Regions from separate parts of the Homo sapiens genome. Here region 2 is linked to region 1. The links are chromatin contacts, found by Hi-C or POLR2A ChIA-PET in ENCODE. All regions are on one chromosome and are shown on one strand. Each heading gives the region's core, a stretch centred on a gene start or an enhancer-like site at or near the end of the contact. The rest is flanking DNA. Distances are from core to core; before and after follow the strand shown.

Region 1 (5,778 bases), core at 583-3,082:
AAAATTAGCCAGGCATGGTGGTGGGCACCTGTAATCCCAGCTACTCTGGAGGCTGAGGCACAAGAATCAGTTGAACCTGGGAGGCGGAGGTTGTAGTGAGTCGAGATTGTACCACTGCACTCCAGGCTGGGTGACAGAGCGAGACCTCTGTCAAAAAAAAAAAAAAAAAAAAAAAAAAGGAAATCAAAATATTTTACCCCAGAATATGTTTCTTTGCCATATTTTGAAATGGCCCGCCATCTTTTGTGGGGGAAAATTTGCAGCTGTAAAGAGTTCTATTAACATAATAGAGCTTTCCCCTTCTAGGCCCTCCCACTGCTGAAGAGATTAGCTGAGAGTCTAGCACCTTTTAAAGACCTGAACAGGAAACATTTGCCATCTATTGTCTCTAAGGGTGGCCACCTAAGAGACATCATCTACATAATAAGAACTTTGAACTTCACAACTCCTTATCTTAACCCAGACACTTCTTTCTATTGATTCCAGGTTTTTGATAATAACTCTTTCAACCAATTGCCAACCAGAAAACCTTTGTATCCACCTATGTGACCTGTGGGCCACCCTCCCCACAATATGTCCCCATTTCCAGGCCGAACCAGTGTATACCTCACATGTATTGACTGATCTTTTACGTCTCCCTATAATGTATAAAGCCAAGCTCTAACCCAGTGCCTGGGCGCATGTTCTCGGGACCTCTTGAGACTGTGCCTTGGGCCATGATCATTCATATTTGGCTCAGAATAAATGTCTTTAAATGTTTCACAGAGTTTGACTATTTTTGTCAACATTATAGATACAGCTAACCATCTCCACTTTGAAGAGATGTATGTATTTATTTTGGATTTCCCTTGTTTTAGATTTTTCTATAAATAGTGTACTTACATTTATTTTTTTTTTTTTGAGATAGGGTCTCACTCTGTTGCCCAGGCTAGAGTGCAGCTCGCTGCATCCTTGACCTCCTTGGGCTCAAGTAGTCCTCCCACCTCAGCCTCCTAATACCTGGGACTACAGGTGCACTCCACCACACCTGGTTAATTTTTTGTATTTTTCATAGAGATGGGGCTTCACCATGTTGCCCAGACTCGTCTCAAACTCCTGGACTCAAGCAATCTGCCCGCTTTGGCCTCCCAAAGTGCTGGGATTACAAGTGTGAGCCACCACGCCTGGCTAGTGGCTTATTTTTTAATCCAGCAGTATGTTCTGAGGTTTATCCATGTTGATACAGGTGGCTTGGTTCATTTGTTTTAAGTGCTGTGTAGTATTTCATTATGTGAATAAACAAAAGCTTACCTATACTGTTTTGAATGAACTGTTTGTTGTTTCTGGTCTTCTACAGCATGAATGTGAATGTGAGCATTTTTGCACATTTCCTTGTACACATGTGCTAGAATTTGTCTAAGGCAGATGGGTACAATTGCTGGGCTATCCTATTATTAATCGTATTTAGGATCTTGAACTTTGACTCTTGACTTTATGTGTCTTTTAGCAACAACAAAAAAAATGTAGACAGGGATAAAAGTGCAAGGCAGAATCTCATTTTTCTTCTCCTGCATGAGTACTTGGAGGTCTTTCCTGGAAGAGGGACTGTTTTGGCCAGTGGGGCCTCCAAGCAGCAGGCTGCTGAGGGATGGAGCTCAAGGGTCCCCAGTGTCCCCAGGGATTTGCTCACTGCCTCAGGATTCCACGCTGTGCACCCCAGTTGGTCTAAGACCAAGGGAAGAGCTTCAGAGCTGGGAAGAGCTGGCCAGCCAAGGACAAAGGGTCAGATCTGCCTTGTACAAATAGAGGGCCAGGCGAGATGACCCTGGAAGACTCGTACATAGTGCAGTTTGTGTTTGTTTTTCCCACAGGGCAGCTGGTGTGTTTCAACAAACACGGTGCAGAGGGGTGCTGCTTTCGATTAGGAAACCGGGAACCGACACTGAGCTGCTGCGTCAATGAAGGGCCTAGTGTGCAACGAGATAGAATGAAAACAGCCCACTGTATGCTCATGTGATTTCACGGCTGTTTCCTAGTACTTCTTTAAGAATGGCTTCCTTAAAGCCAGAGGTATTGTCTTTCATTCTTCCACCAATAATTTTACTTCTTAAGTGAGGGCTTTTATAAATAGGCCTTAGGGCAAACTGTGCCATCAAGGTTCTTAACTCCTACAAGTTTTTGTAGGAGTTTGGCATGCACCACTGTTACAGGACAGGGGTCCAGATCCAGACCCCAAGAAAGGGTGCTTGGATCTCGTGCAAGAAAGATTTCAGGGTGAGTCCACAGTGCAAAGTAAAAGCAAGTTTATTAAGAGAGTAAAGTAGGCTGGGCTCGGTGGCTCACGCCTGTAATCCCAGCACTTTAGGAGGCCGGAGCGGGCAGATCACGAGGTCAGGAGATTGAGACCATCCTGGCTAACACAGTGAAATGCTGTCTCTACTAAAAATACAAAAAATTATCCGGGTGTGGTGGCAGGTGCCTGTAGTCCCAACTACTTGGGAGGCTGAGGCAGGAGAATCGCTTGAACCCGGGAGGTGGAGGTTGCAGTGAACTGAGATCGCGCCACTGCACTCCAGCCTGGGCGACAGAGTGAGACTCCATCTCAAAAAAAAAAAAAAAAAAAAGAGTAAAGTAGTGAAAGAACAGCAGAACAGCTACTCCATAGACAGAGTAGGACGTTCCCAAAAGTAAAAGGAGGAACACGTCCACCCTAGGTGTGATACTCATATATACGGAGAGATGTGTTCTGCTACAAGGGTTTGTGATAAAGGATTTATTTTCTTAATTATTATATTTTGCAGGAATCAATATTATCATCTTTAAAGCAAAATTAGGAATCCCTTTGTTCTCCAGATATCCAGATATCTGGACACTCCCAAGTCTGGGTCTGTTTAGTAAACATTATTAATTTGTTGCCATAACTGTAAACATCTAGAGACGAGGAATGCCTAACTTTCTGAGAATGCAGCCCAGCAAGTCCCAGCCCCATTTCCCCAGCCCTCACTCAAATGGAGTCGCTCTGGTTCAAACACCTTTGACCCCACCACAGCATGGGATCACCTCAGATAGGGGGAGGAGGTCACCTTCGTCCTTGGGCTTGAAGTAATGCAGTGTGAGGTCCTGTAGGAATGGCTGTGCGTGTGCGGGTATAAAGGAGGTGCTGTTTTTCAGTCTGGACCAAAATCGAAGTGATTCTCCCCTCCTCCCCTTTTGCTGAATTCCCTGCTCCCAGACCCTACCCATTGCAATTTCAAGGCACCAAACATACAGCAGTACACTGGGCACAGGTGAACAGGTGACATCAAATTCAAGAACAACAAAAGCCTGTTCCTTTTCAGAGCTTATCAGCAAGAACAGTGTGGGCCAGCTTTGTGCTGGGGAGGAGGAGGTCACGTGGAGCCACCTGGCCCGGGCTGCACGGCCAGTGGCATGTCTCTTGTTTCTGCCAAATGCAGCAGTGCATTTGCGAATGTGAACTTACACAAGAACATGGGTATGTGCTGTCTCTAAAAATAATGCTGACTCTCACACATGCGCACAAAAGCAGATATATGCGCCTGTCCCCCACTGAGCCCCAAGGATGGATCTTTCCCATTTTGGAATGGAGGCGAGCTTTAACTCTTTATTGTTATTATTTTTTAAAGAGCCTTTTATTTTTTCTATTTGCATTTTCAGGTTCATGAGATGTCAGAGACTTGCAAACACCTGGTTCAACATCTGCTTCTGCCCCATTTTATGGACGGGGAGACTGCAGCCTGGTGAGCTGGGTATGGATGGGAAGCAGTTCCCGCCTAGGGCTCTGTTTTTAGCCCAGATAAATAACCTCTCTGAGTGTGGTCACCTGGCTCACACTGCTTCAGCGGCTCCGTTCCCAGCTCTGGGGTACTGGTGGGCATGTCGTGGGTGCTCAGTAAGTGCCAGCTGGGGGGCTGTATCCTCCCCAGCCCACACAAGGGCTGCACCTACTGCCGCTCTGCCAGCTCCCTTGCTGCCTCCCCCCACCCTTCTGTGCACAATGGGCAGCCCCCTGGAAGAAGCAGAGATCCCCACTGAGCCCTCAGGGCATGCAAGTGGTGTCCAGAGGCTTCCGGTGTGGTCTGGGCTTGCCTCCCACTGCATGCGAGGGGCAGTCAGGGAGTTAGGGTGAGGTGGTGGCCTGCCCAGTCTCCTTGGGCTCAAGTGGTCCTTTAAGGCAGCCCTGGGTGCTCAGTTCCCAGGCTGGCTCAGAGTCACCTAGGAAAAGCACACCTAAGATTCAAATCAGCATGTGCTGTGGGAGGTCCTGTCTGGGGTTCCTGGGAGAGGCCGTTCCCCACAGCTGGTGCCTAGTCCTGGGAGCCTCTTGCCCTCCCAGGTTCTCACTTAGGGCCCCTCTGGCCCTCCCTCCTGTTAGATGCTGCTGCCTGCTTTCCTCTGCCAGACCCCATCCCCTAAGGGCGAGGCCCAAGCCTGAGTCATCCCTGGGTCCCCATGGCCCACACAAACATCTGATGCAGAACAGAGGGTGAGCTTGAGTCCAGCAGAGAGAACTAAGGGGCACCACCCTCGTGGGGAAAGCAAGAGATGCAAAACTCCGCAACTGCTGACTCTGGAATGGTGAAAGGATTTGTGCCACTCAGACGCCTCCCGGGTTTGCCACAGCCACTCGAAGGTGGGAGCAACTGAGACCACAGGCGTTGGACACCGTGGCAGGAAACATAGGGCACCTTCTGAGAAGGGACCCTGACGTGAGAGCTCTGAACACCCCATGCCCCATGCCCACCCAGCACAGTTTGGGAGGACAGGACCCGCTGGGCCAGCACTCTGAGATGACAGAGCTGGAGACCAGTGTCCCTCTGCCCTTCCGCCCAGCTGCCCGCAGGCCACTGGCAAAGCTCACTCACCTTCTGCGACCCTGATGTGGAGCTCTTGAGCGAGCCCCGCTTGAAGGAGCTCATCTCTCTCAGTGAGCCTGTGAGCCACCCTGCTGACTCCCTCGGGTGGCCAGGCCAGTGGCACAGGGGCTGCCCTCCCTGGGTGGGCAGGAGCGGAGCCACACACTCGGCGGCAGCCCCACACTCGGCGGCAGCCCCACGCACTGGGCGAGGGGGCCGAGATCCTGGGGCGAGGCCGGCCGGAGGCTGGTTCAGCCTAGGAGGAGCATGTGCTGGCTTTTGGTGGCCCCTCCTGCCCGACTCCTGCTACCACCCCCAACATCTGTAATCAGGCTTAATCCCTCCATCCCCAAAAGGTTTAGAGGGAAGAGATTTAGCAAATGGAGATTGAAAGTAAATCTACTTTGAGAAAGTGGTGGCTGCAAAGGGTGGTCAAATGGGAAGGATTTGGGCGTCTGGAAAGGCGCATTGCGAGGGCAGACAGCCCCTTGCTGCTGGCATCTGAGGCCCCTTGGAGGGTGGCATCCAGATCCCAGAGGCCCGGTGCCCACCTGGCCAACCGCCTGAGTCTCAGAGAAGAATTTGCATCCAGGCCCAGGCTGTGGGTCTCAGCTCTCTCCTTGGAGCTGCCAGTGCGCATTTTCGCCCCGTTAATCTGGCAGCGACACAGCAAGCCTTCTTCTGAAGATCCTGTGGCCGGTGGCCCGTCTGTTCTGTGCTGCTCTGTGTGTGGGGCTCTCTGTGTCATTTCTGATTTCAGGGGTGCCTGTCTTGCCCCTCTTAAAGGCAGATGGGGTCATGGGTCTTTGCAGCACAAGCCTGGCCTGAAGTGTACCACCCTTGCTGCCGACCCTCCTCTGTCTCTTACAGGCACATGCATGTCACCTCCCACATGCAAGGGAACAGACTGGAGCTCAGAGAGAAC
Region 2 (6,081 bases), core at 1,360-3,859, 58 kb after region 1:
GGCACTCCTTGCTTTAGCTCAAATCCAGTCCTAGGCCAGGCGCGGTGGCTCACGCCTGTAATCCCAGCATTTTGGGAGGCCAAAGCGGGCAGATCACCTGAGGTCAGGAGTTCAAGACCAGCCTGACCAACATGGAGAAACCCTGTCTCTACTAAAAATACAAAATTAGCCGGTGTGGTGGCGAATGCCTGAAAACCCAGCTACTCGGGAGGCTGAGGCAGGAGAATCACTTGAACCTGGGAGGTGGAGGTTGCCATGAGCCAAAATCGTGCCATTGCACTCCAGCCTCGGCAACGAGAGAGAAACTCTGTCTAAAAAAAAAAAAAAATTCCAGTCCTGCAGGAAAGTGTAACGTGGATGTGTATGATGGGGACCCCCAGCAGTTCTCCCTTTCTCTGAGGGGCCTCCACGACCCCTGCCCAATTCCCTGAGGGTGCTGAGTTTCTGAGGGTCACACTCAAAAGAGATTTTTCTGGGCCGAGCGCGGTGGCTCACGCCTGTAATCTCAGCATTTTGGGAGGCCGAGGCAGATGGATCATGAGGTCAGAAGATGGAGACCATCCTGGCTAACATGGTGAAACCCCGTCTCTACTAAAAATACAAAAAATTAGCTGGGCGTGGTGGCGGGCACCTGTAGTCCCAGCTACTCCAGAGGCTGAGGCAGGAGAATGGCATGAACCCGGGGGGCAGGGCTTGCAGTGAGCCTAGATCGAGCCACTGCACTCCAGCCTGGGCAACAAAGAGAGACTCAGTCTCAAAAAAAAAAAAAAAAAAAAAGTCACAGATTTTTCTGTTTTAATTGCCATTTATTTAATATATAGAAGTTTTCAAAACAAGGGTCCCTGGATGAGGGTGGTAAGAAGGTTGGGGTCCTAGTCCAATGGGTTTAAGGTTCCTTTCACCTTGGAGCACCCAGGCTTGCTTGACCAGGGTGCCCACTGGCTGAGCACCTGCCTGGAATGGCCCAGTGGGGGTCTCCTCCTCCCTCCCAGGCCAGGGAGAGGGATGAAGCCGGGAAAGATGGCCCCCTCCCCCAGGAGAGCAGTGTCTGGCTCTTGGTGCAAGAGCACCTTCTCTCCCAGGTGCTGGAAAAGGTCGTATTTTACTGATTTTCCCCTTCTCCCCATTCCCTCCTTCCCCTATCTGTAGGAGGCTTGCAGGTGTCCAGCTGTCCTTTCGCAGTAGACACATGGTGGTCTCAGGAGCTAACATCGGCCCTTCTACAAGCCAGGGGGACACCAAACACTTGCCTGTCAATCGAGCTCCACTCAGCTGGGTTCAGACAAGCTCAGGGGCTACCCCAGGCTCAGCAGTGCCGACTATAGCCTTGTGCAGTTACTGCTGCACACACGTGAGGACACACAGGAAGGGTACGCATTTGACACAAGCTTCCCATGGAAATACCTTCTCAAACCTGGAGCAGGGTGAGAATGTTGCAGCCCTGGGCCCCTCCTGGGTCAGAAGCTGGCTCAGCCCAGCGTTCACAGAGGCCAGCCTCCCAGAGCCTGAGAAGAGGCCTGCACCAGGCGTGGGCACAGAAGGATGCAGATTGTGCAACAGGAGCCAAGGGCTGGAGAGGCATTCTGGCGAGAGATTTGGAAAGCTTCTGGAACAGGGTGAAACATTCATCAGGTGACCCAGGGGATAGGCTCTCCAGGAAGGAGGCCCAGCTCCAGCAGTAGCCAGAGTTCTGGGCATGTTAGGACGGTGAGGTCCTAGCACGCGGGGGGCGGGGGGCACAGGACAAGGTGTGCGGCAGTGCAGGAAGCCAGCTGAGGCACCCTGACCCTCAGGCCATGCCCTTCTGCTCCTGTGCAGGGGACAGCAGAGGGGAGCTTGGGGACTGACATCTCAAAGGCCTGGTCCCCTCCTTGCTCTCGCAGCCAGTCCTTGCTCTAGGACAGTGACCCATGTCTGCAGCCCGACCCAGCCCACCCACAGAGCCCGGCGTCCCAGAGCTGCTGGGGTGCACGGTGGTCGGGAGGTGAGTGGCTGGGCAGTCCTCCGCAGGGCTGCTGCCAGGTATCAGCCTCGGAGGTTTCCCGGAAACAGAGCCAACGCCCCCCCAAGACCTGGGCAGACCGCATGAGCGTAGGGGTCAGGGGACCGGGTCCCCCAGAGGTGTCAGAAAAATGCTCCCAGGAGGAGGACGCCAGGCTGCTGAGGCCTGTGGCTGACACCAGGGGGCAGGGCGGGGCGGCGGGGACAGCGTCCGGAGGAGGGAGCCGCCCAGACCTAGCCCGGGTGGGGCGAACGAAGAGCGGGCGTGGTGGGCGCCTGCTAGCTCCGGCTCGCGGTGTTAGGCCTTGGGGACATCGCTCGGGGACAGGAGAGCCCCGGGCCCCCGCCGCCCCGAGCCGTGGCCGGGAAGGGGAACACAGTCCATGCGTGCGGCGCCCGACAGCCTCTCCCCGCACGCCCGAGCCCCAGTGCAGGCGGCGGCCCGGCCCCTTTGTGCCTGGAGTGTCACGCGCGGGCGCTCCTGCCGCCGCGCCTGGGAGAGGCCTCCGGCACCCCGGGCCCCTTTCCAAGCACAACAGCAGCCCTGCCGCGGCCCCGCGCTGACCCACTTTCCCTCCTGCCTCCTCAGCCCGAGGCCGAGAATCCAGCGGCCGCCGCCAAGCAGGTGCGAGCCGTCGGGCGGGGCGCGCGGGAGGCGGAGAGGATGGGCCCCTGAACCACCCCGCGCGCCCCACCTCAGCCTCCCGGGGCGAGCCAGGTTTCCGGGGCGGGGGCCGCGAGGAGGAGGAGGAGGGCAAGGCGGGGGAACGGGAGGGAGAGGACCCGGGGAGGGGGAGGGGGAGGCGGAGGGGAAGGGGGAGGCGGAGGGGGAGGGGCAGAAGAAGGGGGCAAGGAGGGCAGAGAGATGAGCGAGAAAGAAAGGAGGGGTGCGGGAAAGGAGGAGAGGAAGGAGCGGTGGGAGGAGGAGGAGGGGTGCGGGAGAGAAGGGCTGAGGGAGAGGCGGAGGGAAACCGCACCCCTGCCTCTTTCCTGGGCCGAGGCCAGCCGGGGAGGAAATGTTGAAATGGGCGAAGTGCACATCCGCCTCCAGGCCTAAGGGGTGTAGGGGTCAGGCCGCACCGACCCCGCCCTTCCCAGCCCTTCCTGCCAGACCTCTGCCTCCGATGGGCGAGCCCGGTTGCTGGGAGGCGGTTCGCTGTGGAGCCTGGACCCTCTCCACAGTTCAGCCCGCCGGAGGCGTGTGCGCTTCCAGATGAGAGCACTTGTTCACTGAATGACCGTGCGTACTTGGGGGGACATCTGGCCCCAGAACCTCCAGGAGCAGGGTGGCTAATGCTGAGTGCCGTGGCCTGGCACTGGGAAGCGCCGGTCCTCAGTCCCTTTCCCTGCTCCTGGGCATCCCAGGCCCCTTGGGGCGTTCTTACACTGCCTGAGTTAGACCTGGAAGAGTCCCCTGTGCCAGGGCAGGGGCTTTGCCTGCTTGGTCCTTGTTCACCCCTGTGTATAGCTACTACCTATTACCTACCCACCTGTCCACAAGTGTCAGTGCCTGATGTAGGAAGTTACAGTAATTCACAAATAAATCTATCACAAAGGGACATGGATACTCACACTTCCTTCTTACCCCTACTTCCAGGCAGCCATTGTTAATGGGTGCGTGTGTACAGTTCTGGGCACATACCAACATGCACGGATGCATGTTAACCTGCTTTGTATGGAAGAAACGGGGTCAGGATATCATAAAAAGAATTAATGGGTAATCAGTATTCATCAAATGCCAAGATCTAGTTCTGAGCACTTTGCAAATATTAATTTAATCACCACGAACCTCAGTAAAGTTTATTACTATTACTCGCATTTTTCAGATGAGGCGCCTAAGGCACAGAGAGGTTAAGTAGCCTGCCCAGGATCACACAGCTACTAAGTACAGAAGTCAGAATTTGAGCCTGACTCCAGAGCTCATAAGGTTAACAACGAGGCCTCCCACTTTTATATGCGTATTATTCCATGAATTACTGTTTACACTAAGAATATGTTCTTTTCTGCAACCAATGGAAGATTCCTAGAAGAGGAACTACTGGCTATGTGGCATTGAGATTTTTCTTTTTTCTTTTTTTTTCTGAGATGGAGTCTAGCTCTGTCGCCCAGGCTGGAGTGCAGTGGCACGATCTCAGCTCACTGCAACCTCCGCCTCCTGGGTTCAAGCGGTTCTCCTGCCTCAGCCTCCCAAATATCTGGGATTACAGGCCTGCCACTATGCCCAGCTGATTTTTGTATTTTAAGTAGAGATAGGGTTTCACTGTGTTGGCCAGGCTGGTCTTGAACTCCTCACATTGTGATCCACCCGCCTCGGCCTCCCAAAGTTCTGGGATTACAAGCGTGAGCCACCGCGCCTGGCCGTGTGTTTGAGATTCCTAGAGACATTAGTAAAACCCTCCAAAAGAGTGGGGACCTTACACCAGCCTGCCGGTTCAAGCTCCATACTGGACCTCCACCTCCCCAACCCCCACCCCCACCCCACCAGAAAAGGACCCTCCATCCCCTTCAGGTCATAGAGTGAGGAAGAGGGAAGCTTCAACAGGCCCAGATGGCCCTGGTAATGGGCACGGTGACATTTGGGCAGAGAACCCCAGGGCCCTGCATCTGCAGACCTGGGACAGGCAGAGAATGTCCAATGGGGGTGCTAGTGGCATTGCCTGGCCATGACTCTGTCCAGCTGTGGCATCATGTCCCATGGCCAAAGTGTCCAAGCAAGCCTGCTTCTGCCATTGACCTAGGGAGGCCTCTTGACACCTGCTCATTTTCCAAGCCTGTTCCTCCTGCATCCTCAAGATTCGGAGTGCCCTCCAAAATAAGATCTTTTTCTGTAGTTGTTACTATGGGTTAAGAACCCTCCTGTCTGATACATACAACTGATTACAAACTTTTAATTTTTGCCAATCTGATAAGCAAAAAAAAAGAAAGTAGTTCATGGATTTAGTTTACATTTCCTTTTTAACAGGGAGGTTGGGTAGAGACTTCTTGGTTTGCTCATGCCTGTAATCCTAGCACTTTGGGAGGCTAAGGTAGGAAGATCGCTTGAACTCAGGAATTCAAGCCAACCTGGGCAACATAGCAAGACCTCACCTCCACTAAAGGGAAAAAACAATCCATGTTCCTTTTCTTCCAACCCAACAGATCTGTGGCTGGGCAGCAGCTGCTGAGCTCAACTACAATTCCAGCCTGCTTTACAGTTAGGCTTGTCCACAGGACCAAGTTCTCAGTGACAGAGTAAGAGCAGGCCTGTGATAGGAGCCTCTTCTGTACCTCGGCCTCCAAGCTGCCTAGAATCTGGCTGTGGCAGTGCCCAAGGGGAGGCGAGCAGCAGGAGAGAAGGGTCCTGGGGTTTGGGGGGACCAGGAGGAGCAGAGCTGCTGCTCAGCTCAGATCCATAACCTGAGAAAGAAAGAGGGATGGCACATTTTATGTGTTAACTTAAATATCTGGCTACATCGCTCAGATATTTGATTAGACACTATTCTAGATGTTTTTATGAAGGTATTGATTAATTGATTGATTGATTGAGACAGTCTCACTCTGTTGCCCAGGCTGGAGTGCGGTGGCACAATCTTGGCTCACTGCAACCTCCACCTCCCAGGTTCAAGTGATTCTCGTGCCTCAGCCTCCCAAGTAGCTGGGATTACAGGCATGTGCCACCATGCCTGGCTAATTTTTGTATTTTTAGTAGAGATGGGGTTTCACCATGTTGGCCAGGCTGGTCTCCTGACCTGAAGTGATCTGCCCACCTTGGCTTCCCAAAGTGCTGGGATTACAGGCCTGAGCTACCACAACCGGTGAAAGTACTTTTTAAGATAAGATTAGCATTTAAATCAGAAGATTTTGAGTAAAGCAGATTATTCTCCACAATGTGGGCAGATCTCATCCCATCAGTTGAAGACCTTAAGAGAAAAGAGACTGACCTGCTCTGAGCAAGGAGGAATTCTGCTGGCCAACTGCTTGTGAACTCCAACTTGTAATATCGGTCTCCAGCCTACCGGCTTACTCTGCAGATTTTGGATTTGCCAAGCCTCCACAACCGCAGAAGCCAATTCCTTAAAATGAATCCCTTACAACAGTTCC

Evidence for each region. A loop is a pair of places that touch in the nucleus more often than their neighbours do. ChIA-PET counts read pairs that join two places held with the same protein, here RNA polymerase II (POLR2A).
Region 2: a loop to region 1 is called in a map of CD4-positive, alpha-beta T cell, with 4 times the contacts of the local background. The contact joins the promoter of LINC02352 here to the enhancer-like site in region 1. A Hi-C loop is called at or near these places in 2 of 168 maps with a recorded cell type or tissue (CD4-positive, alpha-beta T cell and dorsolateral prefrontal cortex). POLR2A ChIA-PET finds 5 or more read pairs at or near these places in 9 of 52 experiments (GM10248, GM12878, HepG2 and 6 more).

The regions. Positions count from the first base shown.
Region 1 is chr15:31,156,044-31,161,821 of GRCh38, forward strand. It overlaps a transcript of TRPM1 not described here. Among named protein-coding and RNA genes, the nearest start is that of LINC02352, 57 kb to the right of the region's middle. RefSeq lists an enhancer at 2,900-3,546. Within about 2 kb of position 1,833, at least 2 of the 41 ENCODE cell types and tissues checked have a DNase peak (open chromatin) inside an H3K27ac peak, as active enhancers do.
Region 2 is chr15:31,213,412-31,219,492 of GRCh38, forward strand. LINC02352 (long intergenic non-protein coding RNA 2352) reads left to right here and starts at 2,610. Exons shown (of 2, transcript NR_135834.1): 1 at 2,610-2,626. It overlaps LOC124903454 (a long non-coding RNA gene), which reads left to right and starts at 2,903. Exons shown (of 2, transcript XR_007064556.1): 1 at 2,903-3,718; 2 at 5,878-6,081.